Linked DNA regions of Mus musculus: region 1 is linked to region 2. The links are chromatin loops, found by intact Hi-C in ENCODE. Cell type or tissue: left cerebral cortex. All regions are shown on one strand. Each heading gives the region's core, and the rest is flanking DNA. Links, peaks and the distances in the headings are about the cores only.

Region 1 (7,500 bases), core at 858-5,857, 57 kb after region 2:
ATGTACCATGGTGTCATTGACAGTCCTACTGGCTGCCAGGACAGTGATATGGCATTGTGCTAGGGACAGCACCTGACCCCAAGCTTGTCTTTAGACCTGAACCCACCTGGATGGTTATCCCACGGTGTTGTAAATTAGGTTAAGTAAGAGGCCCAGGCTTGAGCCTTCAGCCCTGTCAGCAGAAATGCTAATGCCTACTGAGAGAGGCCAGAAAATGCACACCCAGCATCTCTGGGGGTCACCGGAATCAGACATGGCTTGTGTTCTGATGGTCTGCAACTGACCTTGAGGGGCTATGAGAAAAACTGGAGATGTGCGATGGGAAGTCTATCTTTGATACAAATATTCTTATCATTACAACAGGCCCCTTTGTCACAGGCCACAGAGACCCAGCTGGCTGGCTTCCCTGCTTTGGAAATTTTACGCAGATGGGCTTTGGGCAACCACACATGGCAAGCAATGGAGAGAGGTGATGCCTGTCTGACCTGAATCTCTACAGTCCTGGGTGCCGTGTCCCCCACACTGCCAGAAGGGACCTTAGGTTCGGCAGAATTAGAGGGCAGAGCCTGGGGGGAGGGGCTTCCCAGGACGGGTTGTGTCTGAGAATGTTTCCAAGTTGAGGACAGTAGCTTGAGAGGCTTGCGAGAGATCAGCTCAAATTCTCAAACAGCAGCCGTGTTCCAAGCACGTGCTTTTAATTGCATCCAGAGATGTGGAGTAACTTAAAAAAAAAAAAAAAGTCACACTCTTGAATATGGTGGAACCAGGACTTGAACTCAGTTCTGACTTGTTTTGTGGCTCATCTGTCCTCAGACACTGCAGAAAGAAATCCCCACCCCAACTTGTAGACTGCTACAGAGAGGTGGCAGCGATTCTCAGATATGCCAGCTCCTTCTGCACCAAATAGAGGCTGAATGGCACTGGCACTTATCCTTTGGGGCTGTGCATTTAGCTGTGCTGGCTGCTGTCCTGCCGTGGTCAGTGTGCTGAGAGTCCCATTGCTCTGTTGCCAGGGGCATGCAGAAGACACAGTCCTGCTAAGAGCAGGGCTAAGCACACACAAACCTGCACGTTGTATTCCATAGGAAGATGGGTTCCCAGTAGACATAGAGAAGCTGATGTTCTTACTGTTGTCACCAAGGCAAACTGTGGAGGGGGCTTCAGATCATACCCGGGGTTAAATCTCCCCTTTGCTTCCTGTATGGTTCCACCTCTTCCATCCTCCCAAGCCAGCAAGTCTAAACCCCTAACTGCAGGACAAAATCAACCCCTGCTGGACAGCTGGAACCTGGGCCCCTCTTTGCTAACATCAGCATCACCCCCATCCTTATAACCCCATGAGGCAGACAGCATCGGTCTCATCTGTCTAAGGGAGGCCCAGTCGCTTGGCTAGTTTCTGCAACAAGGGATTGGAGCAAGGAACAGGCTTGTACCTGCATCTTTCTGCTCTGAACCTGGACTTGTCGGCAGCCAATCAATTCTTGGTGGGGAGCCTAGCCACTGACACACACAGAATGGGTGGAGAGAGTCCAACCATCTGACCTACCCTTCCTACTATTGAAAGGTTGAGATGAGGGTCTCTCATATGGCTTCCATCCCTCTCTTTTCCAATGTCTGATCCAGAAGTTTGGGAATGCTCACAGATCAACTACTAAGGGCCAGACATGGTGCTAGGACTTCAACATTTGACTGCCCCTCAGTGAGATAGTGGTTGTCTTTTCCTTATATAGAATGACAACCCTGAGATTCAGGTGGCTGGTGAGTTTCCCTGTGAGTGTTCATGGGGCCTCTCTGTTAGGCACTGTGGCTGATGTGGTGTGGCATGTAGATACTAGAGCTGGGCTTATACTCCAGTGCAAAAGCTGACTGCTCACTTTCCAAGAATCCTGTGGGCTACTTTTTAAAGACAGTTATTATTAAAATTTAAATTTTATTGCCTGACAAGTAGATGCTTTTACATTAAAAAATGAAGGTTGTAAATCCCCCAGACTCATCACTCTCAGCGATGTTGTTGCTGCCTGCACCACTGGAGTCGTTCGGCTCTGCTACGGCCCAGGCTAGGCATGCAGATGAAATAGCACATATTGGTTTGCTATGCATAATTCTTTTCAATGTACTCCTCTATGCAGGCACACAGGAGCATGAAATCAGCCACAGTGGGAGGATTTTCTCAGCAGAAGCTATAGATCACAGCTGCTTCGTGGGTCCTGGAGAGAATACAGCCTGAATACTTTGTAGACTGTCCTGCCTCAGACATGTCCTATATCAGCACTGGGCCCAGGGACATGTGTCTGGGCAGTTCACTGGGTTCTTTGGTGGTTGGAGAGACATGAATCTCCCAGGGTCTCTTCCACACAGCAGACATAAAGATGTGCTGCCCAGGTTGAGGGCTGGGACAGGGACTGCAGGAAGCTGGAAAAGGAGAGGAGAGTCCTCCTGGAGAGGTCCTGGAAGGAGCTTGGTGCTTCTGGTTCTAGAATTCTGGGCTCCAAAGCTCTCAACTGTGGTATCTTACCATGGATGCCTTCAGCAAGGAAACAGACCTCCATATGACTGAACCTTTCCAAACTAAGGACTTAGGTAAACAATACCAGCACAGGCAGTTACACAAAGACTTGTTCACCCGTGATTATAGCAGGTTCAATTGCTATAGGCCCAAACTGGAAATAAGCCAAGTGCCCAACAATTAAAAAGTGAATATACTCATTGTTACACATTCAACTGTGAAATACTATCTAGCCATGAATAGGACCAACCTGCAGGCAGGCACATGAGTAACATAAATGAATCTTAAAGACATTATACTGGGAGATAGAAGCCAAGGAGAAAATCTGAATGTAGAATAATTCCATCTGTGCAAAATTCTATAAAAGGGAAATTTAAGCTCTAGGAATGAAAGCTCAGAGAGCCTTTGGGGTAACGGGAACACCTATATCCGGATTGCAGCAGCAGCAGCGACAGAAGCCACACATTTTTAGAAACACTTCCAATGGTGCATTTTATTCTGTGTAAATCAGTGCTTAGTGCAGTTATCCTAAAGAGGGAGATCTGCCTGCTCAGGTCACAAGGGGCCGAAGCATCATTGTCTAAGTCCAAGTCTCGGGGCTCCTGAAATAAACATCTATTCCACTCCATTCTACTGAGCAGGCACATTGTGTGGACCCACTGTAACCCTGGGGAGCTTTTCTGGAAGATGTCCTTCATGGCTATTCTCCAGGGCAGATGGGTTTTCTCGGGGGGGGGGGCAGGCTGTGTGGAGGTAGATTAAGTGGTAGCTAAACTCAGGTATTGTTAGTTTACCAGGCCCCTAAGGGGAAAGAGGTTCGAATGCACATCCCTGGGGTACAGGTGACAAGGATGCCAATACTCCTGGCAAGGCTGTGTGCCATGTTTATAGTGAGCATCTGCTGGAGAGAGTGGCCTTGGACCATTGGGGGTGAGGCTTTTTTTTTCCTAGAATTTAAGAGTGCTTCCCCCACCCTTTACCCTCTGCCTATCAGGCCTTGGTGTCCACATCTACCAAAGAAACATCTTGCATTGGCTTTGAACTTTCATTGTAAAGACGTACTTAGGTAAAGTATGTCAAACGGTGACTGCAACCAAGATGAACGCCCAGGACAAGGATCTTATTGGTAACCTGAGTGATTGAAAAGACCATAGAGGATCCTTCTGGAAACAGAAGCTGGGAAGATGAACCCATCATCTATTTTCATCCTTCCTGGAAGGACAGAGCAGATGGGAGTCCTGGCAGATGCCATCTGTTTCTAAACACCGTTTCTGGCAGGGTGTGTCATGAAACAAAACCAAACATGCCTTTTTCCAATCTCAGAATGATGGAGCTCTACTTGGATAGGTCTTGTGAGGAAGGGTCCTAGGTGCCTGAGTGAAGAGGCAAAGCTGCAGTCTGGGTGGTGAAAGCATCCTGGGACAGAGAAGGATCTTACCCACTAAATCAATGCATGAGCTGAATCTAACATGTTAGCCTATTAAGAGAAGCCAATTGCCAGATATACTGTCTGTGTGCCCTTCTGCTCCCCCCAGCTAATGGAAGCCTTCCTTCAGCATCTTCAACAGGCTCTGGAGTGCTGCCAGAGGGCTTGGAGGGATCTTTGGCCCAATCACAGGCCCCTTGCAGAATTAATTTCTCCTTTCTTACTTTGTTTCATTTCCCCTCATCTTCCAAAGCAATGCATGTGCAAAACAATCACTAGCAGAGACCTGTATGTAACCAAAAGGGGGAAGCAGAGTTTCAGCACCTACCCCCACCAAGTGACTGCTCTGGGCTGCTTTCCTTGCCCAGTCCCACCCCCCCCCCCCGCCCCCTACCCCCAGTGCCCGTTGCTGTTTGTAGTCCTGCTCTTACATCCATGTGTGTCTGTGTTCATGTACAGCCATAGAACTTCCCAGCACAAAGAGAGCCGGACTGTAGCCAGCATTCTCCTTTTCACCAGGTGCCTTCCATGGCAGCACATGGAAATTCACTCCTCTCTCCCTCCAGGCTGCGACATGCTGGGTAATCTGCACAGGCTACAATTTGCTCAGCCATTGAGCATTTGGGGTGTTGCTGTCTCTCTTCAGTCTACAGAACATTGCTTTTCTGTTTGTGAAAGCTTCCAGGGAAGGCTGAGGGCTATCCAGCAGCAAGCTCCAGCCCTTCACAGCCTCTCAGGCACCATCCTTCCTCCACCCCACCGCCACTCTTAGCGACTCCCCTCTCAGCTCAGCCTCTCCTGCCCTTGTCCTTAATAGCATGTGACACTTGGCACAAGAGCTACCAAGCTGAGGAGGAGCTTAGTTCTATCCTTGATGCCTTTCTCTAAGTGCTCTTGTTAATGTTTCGTGATGGATGGCGGAGAAACCTGGGAAATGTACCAGCCTGGATTCTTAAAGTATCTGCGTGCACTGACTTAACGTATTCATTTATTCAGTGTGACAGCAGAGAGAGGAGTGCTGTGAGTGCAGAAACAAGCTTCAGAGGGGAGTGGGGAATAGAAGGGACAGGACTAGCTTCTATTAAGCCTCTCTTAGAGCCAAGCATCTTACCATTCACTGAGCATCGACCTGCCAGGTTGCTGTGAGTATCTCATTTGCATATGAGAAAATAGACATGAATCTGCAGACGACTATAGACACAGACGGACAGAATTGGTAGCAAAACCTACTCCCTCTATGGCTGTGAATTGGATAACATCAATAGCTAATGGTTATGCCTGTGTCCTGGGAGCCAGGCCCCATCCTGAGCTTCTTGTGGGTTCGAATATACTTGTACTTGTGTGAGGGAGTTGACCACAATGACCCCCATTTTACAGACCAGGAACAGAGGCTCAGAGCTTAAGTCACCCCTTAAGTGTGATAAACCCTTCTCTGGCAGGGCTGGGAGCTGAGTCTGGGGAGGCCGCTCCTGGACAGAGCCATCCCACCACCCCACATTTTGCCTAGAGACAATTCAAGGGTGACTAAAGACAAGGGTCAGCAGCCTTGTGCTCCTTTGGGACCCTGGCAGAGAAGGAAGAGAGCAGCAGCTCTCTTGATGCATCTGATAGAGCTGACAGGGGTCATTTTGAGAGACCTGGCTCAGGGTGGCTTTCCCTGCAGAGACTGGGCAGCGTCAACTCGGACTCTCCACATTGCACTCTTCTCAGCCCACAGCTTCAGGCCAGGTGTCTCTCTAAATAGCAAACAGAAATGACAAAACACAGAACCTTGACAGGGGCTGTCAGGACATCCCAGCCTATGAGGAGATGGAAGACTGCAGGTGGTTTGAGGCCAGAGTTGACAATGGAGATGAGCCATCCCCAGGAACACCTCAGGCTGGCTGGTGTGAGGACCTCTCAGGCACAGCTTTTATCAGTAGAGCAGCTAGCTAATCAAGTGTGAAACCAAGGCTTGTGGCCAGGGTGGCTGGCTGTGCTGAAGAAGCAAAAAGGAGGTCACCTGTGCTGAGAGGAAGGGAAACCATAGAGGTGGTTGTGGCAGAGCCTGGTAGGGCAAACCAGGGCTGCAAGTGCACACATTGGGGGGCTGCAGTGAATACAATCAGATGTGCTAGTGTGTCCTCCCTGGCTGTTGATGCAAAGTAAAGGCTGCTGGTAGAAGGAGGAGGAGTAGAAATAGGACAGTCTGGGGCTCCAGCATAACCCATGAACTCATCTGTAGGAGCACTGCTCCAAGGGAGACATGTCTCCTGGACACGTGTGATGGCTCATGTGACAGCTGCAGGTCTGAGATGTGAGTAGGATGTGTGAGCAGGTAGAGCCAATAGCGTTGTGATTTGGATGAAAGGTATTTGAGAAGGAAGAATCAGGCATACTATCCAATGCCACCGAAAGTGGACAGAAAATGGCAGAGGGGCAGGTCATGAGAAAGAAGGGGGACTCGAGAACTCTCTTGGCTTTGATCTAGTTGCCAGAACTTCTAGAAGTCCAAGTGGGACTATGGGAGAGGAACTTGGCGTGGCAGATGCAGGGGTCCAGCCTGAGGTGCAAGTTGAGAACGGTTGAAGCAGAGCATCTCCAGAGCTCACTGTGGCCTTCTAATAGACCTGGAAAGGCAGAAGAGCAGAATCAAGCGGCCAGAATTCCGTTTCTGTGAGTGCTCTTTGTGGTGAGAGTCTGATTCATTTCCACGTTACACTGCAGAGCAGCTAGAAGTCATTTCACGCATCTGGTTCACAAAAATTAAAGAACAAAACAGCAGCACCAACAAGAACCATCACCAGTGGCCCAGAGAAGGTGGGTGGGTGGGTGTTACAGATCTGAACTCAACTCAGTTTTCAGTGCCCATATCTTCCTCTGTTTATGCCACACCAGCTGGCTGTCTCTAAGGCTGTATGTACCTGGAGACATGCCTCTGTCCACATTGTGTCTCCTTCCTACTGTGCTCTGCTACTTTCTGGAAGTGTTCCATCCCTGAAACCTAATAGAGCTAGGACCATATCCACCAAGGAGGTCAGTGATGGCAGCCAGGGCAGGCCAGATGGGCAGGGCCTCAAGAGAAAGGCCCTACTAACACTCCTCACCTCTCAAGGACACAGTCTCTGCGTTTAAACACATTCAGCCATCAGAAGAGCCATAAAAAGACCAGTATTATCTCAATTTGATAGAGGAATAAAATGAGTTTTCAGACACTTACTTGTTCAAGTGTCAGAGCTGGGAAACAGGAACCAGAATGTCAACAGGCCTCTCCCTGACACAAATGTCCAAACGTCTAACTATTGGCCATGTATGACAACACACCCATACCAGCTGGCCACAATGGAGCTTCCGAGCACGGTATAACCTAGTGAGCCTTCTGACCACAGTAGTCAGACCACACACATACATACACACACATACACACACACACACACACACACACACACACACACACACATCCACACTGTAGATACAGTTGCTTTACACAGAGACAGTGGCTGCCATGTGCTGGAATGGGCTCTAAACAGTTGAGAGCATCATCTGCATCCCAGCTCTGCAGTCAGGCTCTGCCTTGGGGCTCACAGCA
Region 2 (7,500 bases), core at 1,649-6,648:
ACATTGCTAATGGCCGCGGTCAGCAGATGACACACTGGGAAAGCATTTGTGTGTGGAGAGAACCTGCTAAGGCATAAATACCAGTTTCATCCCGTTAAGAATAATGATTGTAAGGCCTTAGGCCAGACATTCTGTCTTGCCTTGCATATTCACACATCAGGAAATGAGAGAAGTGGGGCCAGACAGAAGGTAGGTTTGTCACACTGATCCTTTCTACGGAGGGGACTTCACTGAAAAGGATGTTCCCACATTAAGTGAGTTGGGGACACTCAGTGTTGCAGGTTGATCTGTGATGTAGAAATGTCCTATCAGATTGATGCTTTACGACATTGCTGGCCGTACTATTTTGTACTGTTATTTACAGGCGTGTTCTTGAATGCACATGAGCACCATGGGTGCTCCCATGCCACCAGAAACCAGAAAAAGTTTTCAGATCCTCTGGAGCTAGCATTACAGTTGTGAGCCATCAAATATGGGTACTGGGAACTAATGTTGGGTCCTCTGGACGAGCAGCATGTGCCCTTACCTGCTGAGCCTTCCCCAGCCCATAGACTGTGGAACCGTTAAGAGGAACCTGTGATGGTTATACTAGGGCCATGCTACCTATCATGCTCTCTGCTTCCAGTTCCCCTCTGGCATGAGCAGCCTCTGCCTTGGGTGCCCACTAGTGCGCTGATGGCTGGAAACTGAATTTCCCTTGTGGACCGAACCCTTGATTCAGAATGGCTTCTTCCTCCCCGAGGCTGGTTTTGCCATGCATTTTGGTCACAGGAACAAGAAAGCCATTGAAACATTAGGTCAAACAAAACAATAGAGTCCTTGGTGCCTTTAAATGTAAAGGGGTACATCAGCAGGCAGAGGAGACCATCTGCAAGGGCTTCTGGAGAGTTCTTTGTCCACAGATTCTTTCCACTCGGCATAACTGGTAAACTCTGGGTAGACAGGCACCTCATCCACCTTCCCAGCATGACCTTCAGCCTAAGATCAGGCAGGGAGGCATCTCAGATAGCTGACACAGAACAGAGTTCCCCCTTCATGGTTCACTCTGGCCACAATTATGTCTAATTCTACTTCTGTAATGCCACAGCCTGGCCCAGTCAGATATCTGCAAGTGGATAGCCATGCATGACTGGAGTGTCCCTAGAGTCAGCAGAGGGAAACCAGGCAGATCATCAGGGAACAGAGACAATGCTGGGCTCCTCTGTTATTTAGAAAAAAGTCAGGAAATTGCCCTGGTTCCTGCCTACTGAGTCCAACCTTGGTGTAACACATGTGGGGTTCAGGAATCCAGGGCATCCAGCCAACCTCAGCTCTCATCAGCACCAAAGTCTTGGGCGACATTCTCCCTCTGTCATGTCAGTCAATAGCTTAAGAGCACACCAGCCATTGGCAGACTTTGAGGAGCCACTCACTCATCCCTACCCTGTTTAACTGAGATAGATGCTAGAGAAGTCCTGAGATATGAGCTGGTCTGCTGTGACCAAGTTCCCCAGTCTGGAGCTATTCAAAGCTCAGGTCCCCCTGCCTACCACTCACGGAGGTTCTGATGTGAGAACTCCACTCCCTTTTTTGGCCCCATTAGGATCATAGAGGTTAAGAGACTTGAAGACTCCATAGCCAGCCTGTGAGTGTGCCTGGCTTGAGGTTGGCACAGGGTTCCCTAGAGACCTTTCCTCATTGCCCAGGCTGACCTCCCTGGGGAGGACAAAGGGGCCTCCTGGAGAGGTGATCTGAGCCCTCTAATGTCTCTCTGCTCTGAGCTTTCCTTGCCACTGCTCTTTGCCCTACAGAGGAGAGGACCACCCCACCCAGAGACACAGCCACACAGCCTCCACAAAAGCCTCTGCCTCCTCCATTCATTCATTTGTTCTTCCAGCCCATCCCTTAATAGCAGCAATTTTGTGCCCATTTTACTGATTTCTATACAGAGGATAGCTAGTGAAAATAATAACCCTCTGTCAAGTGATGGGTATGGAGCCTGTGCCAAGCCTGTCTCTACTGTCCATTCAGCTATATAGCATCTATACATAGGAAGCCCATAAGGGGCAATTAGAACATCAGCCCTCAGCCCTCTAGGATGGTGGGAAATCCCTTTGGCAATCAGAGTAGCTCTTGGGACCTTCCTATAAGCTTTAGGGCATCACTGGGGCCCTTGCTATCTTTGGCACATCTCTGGGGCCCTGACTGTTTTAGGATGTCTTAAGGGCCTTCTCAGTCTTTAGGACATCTCAGGGACCCTGGCTATCTTTGGGACATCTCTGGGGCCCTCTCAGTCTTTAGGACATCTTTGGGGGCCTTACTGTTTTTAGGACATCTTTGGGGCCCCTCACTGTCTTAGGGCATCTCTGGTGTACTGGCTGTCTTTAGGCGATCTCTGGGGCCTTCTTGGTCTATAGGACATCTTTGAGGACCTCTCAGTCTTTAGGACATCTTTGGGAGCCTTGCTGTGTTTAAGACATCGTTGGGGGCCCTCTCCATCTTTAGGACATCTTTTGGGTCCTGGTGTCTCTAGGAGATCTTTGGGGCCTTCTCTGTCTTTAGGACATCTCTGGAGTCCTGTTGTCTTTAGGACATCTCTGGAGTCCTATCTTTAAGACATCTCTGGAGTTCGGGTATCTTTAGGACATCTCTGTAGTCCTGGTGTCTTTAGGACATCTCTGGGGCCCTCTCTGTCTTTAGGACATCTCTGGGGTCTTGGTGTCTTTAGGATATCTCTGGAGTCCTCTCTATCTTTAAGACATCTCTGGAGTCCAGGTGTCTTTAGGACATCTCTGGGGCCCTCTCTGTCTTTAGGATATCTCTGGGGTCCTGGAGTCTTTAGGACTTCTCTGGGGCCCTCTCAGTCTTTAAGACATCTTTGGGGACCCCTCACTGTTTTAGGACATCTCTGGTGTACTGGCTGTCTCTAGGCAATCTCTGGGCCCTTCTTAGTCTTTAGGACATCTTTGGGGAATCTCTCGGTCTTTAGGACACCATTGGGGGGCCTCTCTGTGTTTAAGACATCTTTGGGGGCCCTCTCCATCTTTAGGACATCTTTGGGGTCCTGGTGTCTTTAGGACATCTCTGGGGCCCTGGCTGTCTATAGGATAGAGCAAAGACGTTAACATAGCCTCTGACTTTGCCAGCCATGCTGAACTTCACCTTACCTCCTCGATTCTTGCTTACTACTTTTCTTCTTTTTCAGCTTCAGGTTTCTGTGGCCCTGGAGCTTGGATTGGGGGTGGATGATAAATCAGCATCAGGACAGGATGCTAAAAAGAAAGCAGAGCCATGCTCTGGTTATGGCCAGCCCAGAGTTGGCTGACCTGAGGAATCTCAGGAAGGAAGGGACCATGTAAAACTGAGTCCCATGTCATATCTGTAAGGGAAACTGTGAGGGGCCCAGGCTGGCAAGAATTCATCAGCCTGAGTCCCCAAATACTGTCCCGGTGAAAACTCAGAGCAAGGCCTGCTAGTGTGTTCAACCTACACAGAGGAGACACTGATTGGCGTCTGGGGACATCAGAGAGCAGAAAGTGAGATGCTAGATACCCAAGATGCTGCGAACTCTTAGGGATCAGGGAGGGAGAGAAGAGGGAGAAGATTGCAGAAGCAGACCAGGGAGAGGAAAATAAAGAAGAGAAGGAAACACACAGTCTGAGCAGAGAGAAGCAACCTGTACAATCCCACAGTCTGGTCAGAGTCCCTTCCTGCTCGCCATCACTTCTGAGGTCCCCTCCTCTCACCTGATATATCTCTGAGCTGCCAGAAGACCAACACAGTCTGGCAGAATTTAAGCACAGAGGGACCCTCCTATGCCAGAGTCAATTACCCACCTGTCCCTCTCTGCATTTGGGCCCTGGATCTTTCCAGATGCCCTGAGTCCCTGTAAAAGCACCCATGGAATCAATACATCAAGGGTGACATTATCCCTGTGTGTACTACAGTGCATATTCCAGGACTTACTGCAGACATGGACCCCCTGGGCCCTGGAAGCTGCATTTTAACAAGCACCATTAGCTATCTACATGTGCTCTGAAGTCACAGAGCCACCACTGAAATGTGTAGCCTCCCTGGCCTAAGGCTTATGTGGCCTCAAATCCCAGCAGTATACTGGCAGTGTGCTGCTTTCCGAATGCTTCAGCTCTGGATTCTGTAGCGATATGGCGAAAGTAAAACCTCCTCAGGGTTACAAGAGAATACAAATCAAGAAAACTCATTGGCATGAGGGAAACAAATCTTCCCCACGAATACTAAGTAAATAAAGAGATGCAGACAAACAAATAAATTAAGCATACATAGTCACCAATCCTGAAATATTAAGCAAATAAATATTAGCTGGTACTATGATATTATTTGGAGCCATTCCCTGTTCCTACTGTCAATATGGCAGTCAATGAGGCTACTGCAAGGCAGCATACAAGAGCCAAGCTTCCAGCCCAGCATCCACTCCTGCAAGGGAGATAGGTAAAGCAGGTAAGACATTCAAGTCCGGCTCACCCACTTCTGCAGGCAGGTTGGGTGGGTGCAATGACAATTATGACCAGAAGAGGGAGGCATAAACACGCGTTTCAGAGCAGAGCTCAGGGATCCTCAGAGTGGGAGGCTCTCTGGGGAGGAGGGGGAGGCTGGGATCAGCATTTGTTCTAGAACCAACACACACACAGCACACAACACACATGCACACACTGTTGATAGTAATATCTGGGGATGTTCACAGGCTGAAAGCTTGTTCCCCCAGGTTGCCCAGAAGCCAGGCTCAGAGCCGCTCCATGAGTCTCTTTCCCGAGGGCTCAGAAGCACCTCGTTAGATTTTATTTTTCACCACCCAGTCTGGCCCTGGCAGGCCGTGGGCAGAGTGCTGGCTGTCGTGCCTTTCTGAGAAGGCTCTTGGCGGAGCTCCAGAGTGGGGGCCTCCTGTTCTGTTTGAAGGAGAGTTGTGGTAGGCACTTCACCCAGCGCTCTCAGAAAACTTTCTTAGCTAAAACAGTTGGAAGGGTGAGGATGGGTGGGGTGCTAGGGTGGACGTGCCTGCCCTCCACTCACCAGTCGATTTTCTAAAAGAGGGGATAAGGTAGCCCATGGCTGGAGTACCTGCTGTGTGTTCCTCAGCACCAGACACCCAGCGCTTCAGAGACCTCCCATAGAGGTGAAGCCTGAGGCTCAGAGAGGTCAGGTGACTTGCCCAGAGCCACACAGCTAGTGAACAACCAAGATGATGGCATTTTCCACCTATTGAGAGCCTAGCATACTTATGGGCACAAAGGTAATCATTGCATGTTTGATTGAGCCTATCTGTAAGTCCAGTAAGCCCTTCTGTCTGCCCTAAAGCCTTCCTTCTGCTCCACACTGCCTCAACCCTGGAAAATGCTGGTCTCCATTCCCCCAACCTTCCAAAGGACTAAAATCCCCATTTATTCCCCCTGGCCTCAGCAGCAGCCTGGTGAGAGCTGTGGCCGTGGCTGGAGGACATTCCTGCTGGTAAATGCCTGTCCTGAAGACCTGGGCGCCTCGCTCGGGATGTCCCAGCAGTGCAAAAGTGAGGAGGGGACACTCTGGTTACACATGTCACCTGGCTATCTGGGACTAGGAAAAGCATATTGTTCAAGAGTGATGAGGTGCCGTCCTCTCCTTCCCACAGAAAGTGGCGCCAGCACAATGAACGTCATCCCCCTTATACCCCAGCCCCCAGCCCTGGGGACACCACTGTAATAAGCCTTGGCTGTGTGCAAGCTCTCACCCTGCCTTGTCATGCAGTCCACGTGGCACCATGCAGACATGTCACTTTCCTTCTGAGGGACTCTCCCTCTCCTGAAGAAATACTACAGGTGCCCTGGTATTCAGTGGTAGCTGAGGAAGAGCCCCTGTGTCTTGTTCTTCTTCTCCTGAGAGCTGGGCTTGACCTGCTCATACTGCGGAGTTCTCTTATAAGTGGCCTGTGGGTGAGGCTTGGCCACTCCCATGCAGGGTAACTAAGGTGGCCATTTGAACTGGCATGTGTTTGGGGCAGGAAAGGGGACTCTAGCCCTTTCCTGAGATCTTCATCCAAATCTTCCAGCGGGGGTGGGGGGGGGAACCTAGCTTGTCTGGAATCCACCTTCACTTTCAGGTTTACCCATAAGCTTGGAAGCTCTGTAAGGACTCCATTGCTAAGATCTACCTGTCCCCCTTGGCAGCCACCACGGCAGGCAGATTGAAGTGTTTGAAAACACCTGGGCATGAGGAAACGTGGCTGGGAGGTGTGGGGGAAGGGTGGCAAAAGAAAGCCCGCCTTGATGAACCTGGGAGACAGTCTCCTGGGTAGCATGCCTAAGGAACTTTGCAGAGCCAGAGAAAGGCTTGGAAAAATCCAGATAACTTGCCATGGTCACCTTAAGGCAGCCCTGGCTCAAGTACGTGTGCTTTCTCATTACTCATAAGATAAGACTTCCCACGTACTACACAGGTACTGTCTCGGTCACTTTTCTTTCTTTTTTTTTTTAATTTTTTTTATTACATATTTTCCTCAATTACATTTCCAATGCTATCCCCAAAGCCCCCCCCCCACTACCCACCCATTCCCATTTTTTGGCCCTGGCGTTCCCCTGTACTGGGGCATATAAAGTTTGCCTGTCCAGTGGGCCTCTCTTTCCAGCAACCCTGTAGGTGCAACATTATGAACTAACCAGTACCTCGGTCACTTTTCTTATGGCACGACCAAGAAGCAGTTTGAGGGAGGTGGGACTTCCTGTGGCTCATGGTATAAGGTGAAGCAGTCTGTCCCAGCAGGGGATGCACAAAGTGCGCCTTTGGTCACCAAGTATCCACAGACAGGAAGCAGAGTGGACAGGAAGTGGGGCTAGGTTTCAAAATCCTAAGGCCATTCCCTAGTGATGCACTTCCTCCAGCACGGCCCCACCTCCTAAAGGTTCCACAAACTTCCAAAAGAGGAGGACCACACTCGGTGGGGGCAGGGCCGGGGGGATGACATCAAGTGTTCACACACAGGAGCCTGTGGGGGACACTTCCACTCAAGCTGTAACCAGTGTGCTGGTTTACTCTGTGGAGGCACACGGTTTGTGAAAGGCACCTACGAGTTCTCTTGCTGCCCTTTTTTAGGCAGTGAGGATTCCTTCCTGGTAAGAAAAAAAATCTACGTCAGAGCCCGGAGAATGGAAAGTTTTTTTTTTTCTGTAATATTTATCCCCGCAAAATAAATATTTCCCCTTCTATCCAGGTCCAGCCTATCTCTGTTGACAGCTTCCCAGGTCCTCCTGAAACATCCAGTCACTCCAGGAACTGGGAGCAGGGTGACCGGGCAACTGGGTTTTTTTGTTTTGTTTTGTTTTGTTTTAATTTTGACTGGACTTCTTGTAGCTTGAGAGGAGGCTGCCAAATGACCCAGTTGATTGACTTGCTGGGGAGGGTGGAGCCATGGCTGGAAAGGGAGAGGAAGTGCTAATGAGCATGATCCTGAGGGAAGACCCAACCCCAAAGAGCCAAACTAAGGCTTTCCACACATGGGGTTGGAGCAAGGTAACC

Evidence for each region. Hi-C counts contacts between places; a loop is a spot of excess contacts. Peaks named below come from ENCODE experiments on the same cell type or tissue, not always from the same donor. Only the 100,000 strongest peaks of a DNase experiment are listed, where the experiment ranks them.
Region 1: it touches region 2 in a loop (4-fold over the local background); 9 of 42 quality-filtered maps call a loop at or near these places.

Annotation. Positions count from the first base shown.
Region 1 is chr7:49,186,659-49,194,158 of GRCm38, forward strand. It overlaps a transcript of Nav2 not described here. Among named protein-coding and RNA genes, the nearest start is that of 9130015G15Rik, 28 kb to the left of the region's middle. In left cerebral cortex, for the core only: no CTCF peak of the experiment used is centred there; DNase peaks (open chromatin) are centred at 2,231, 2,911, 3,742, 4,599 and 1 more place; H3K27ac peaks cover 3,532 bases.
Region 2 is chr7:49,128,398-49,135,897 of GRCm38, forward strand. The region is part of intron 3 of 9130015G15Rik (RIKEN cDNA 9130015G15 gene); the gene reads right to left. It also overlaps a transcript of Nav2 not described here. Among named protein-coding and RNA genes, the nearest start is that of 9130015G15Rik, 30 kb to the right of the region's middle. In left cerebral cortex, for the core only: a CTCF peak has its summit at 4,529 (motif pointing right); DNase peaks (open chromatin) are centred at 4,571 and 4,826; H3K27ac peaks cover 582 bases.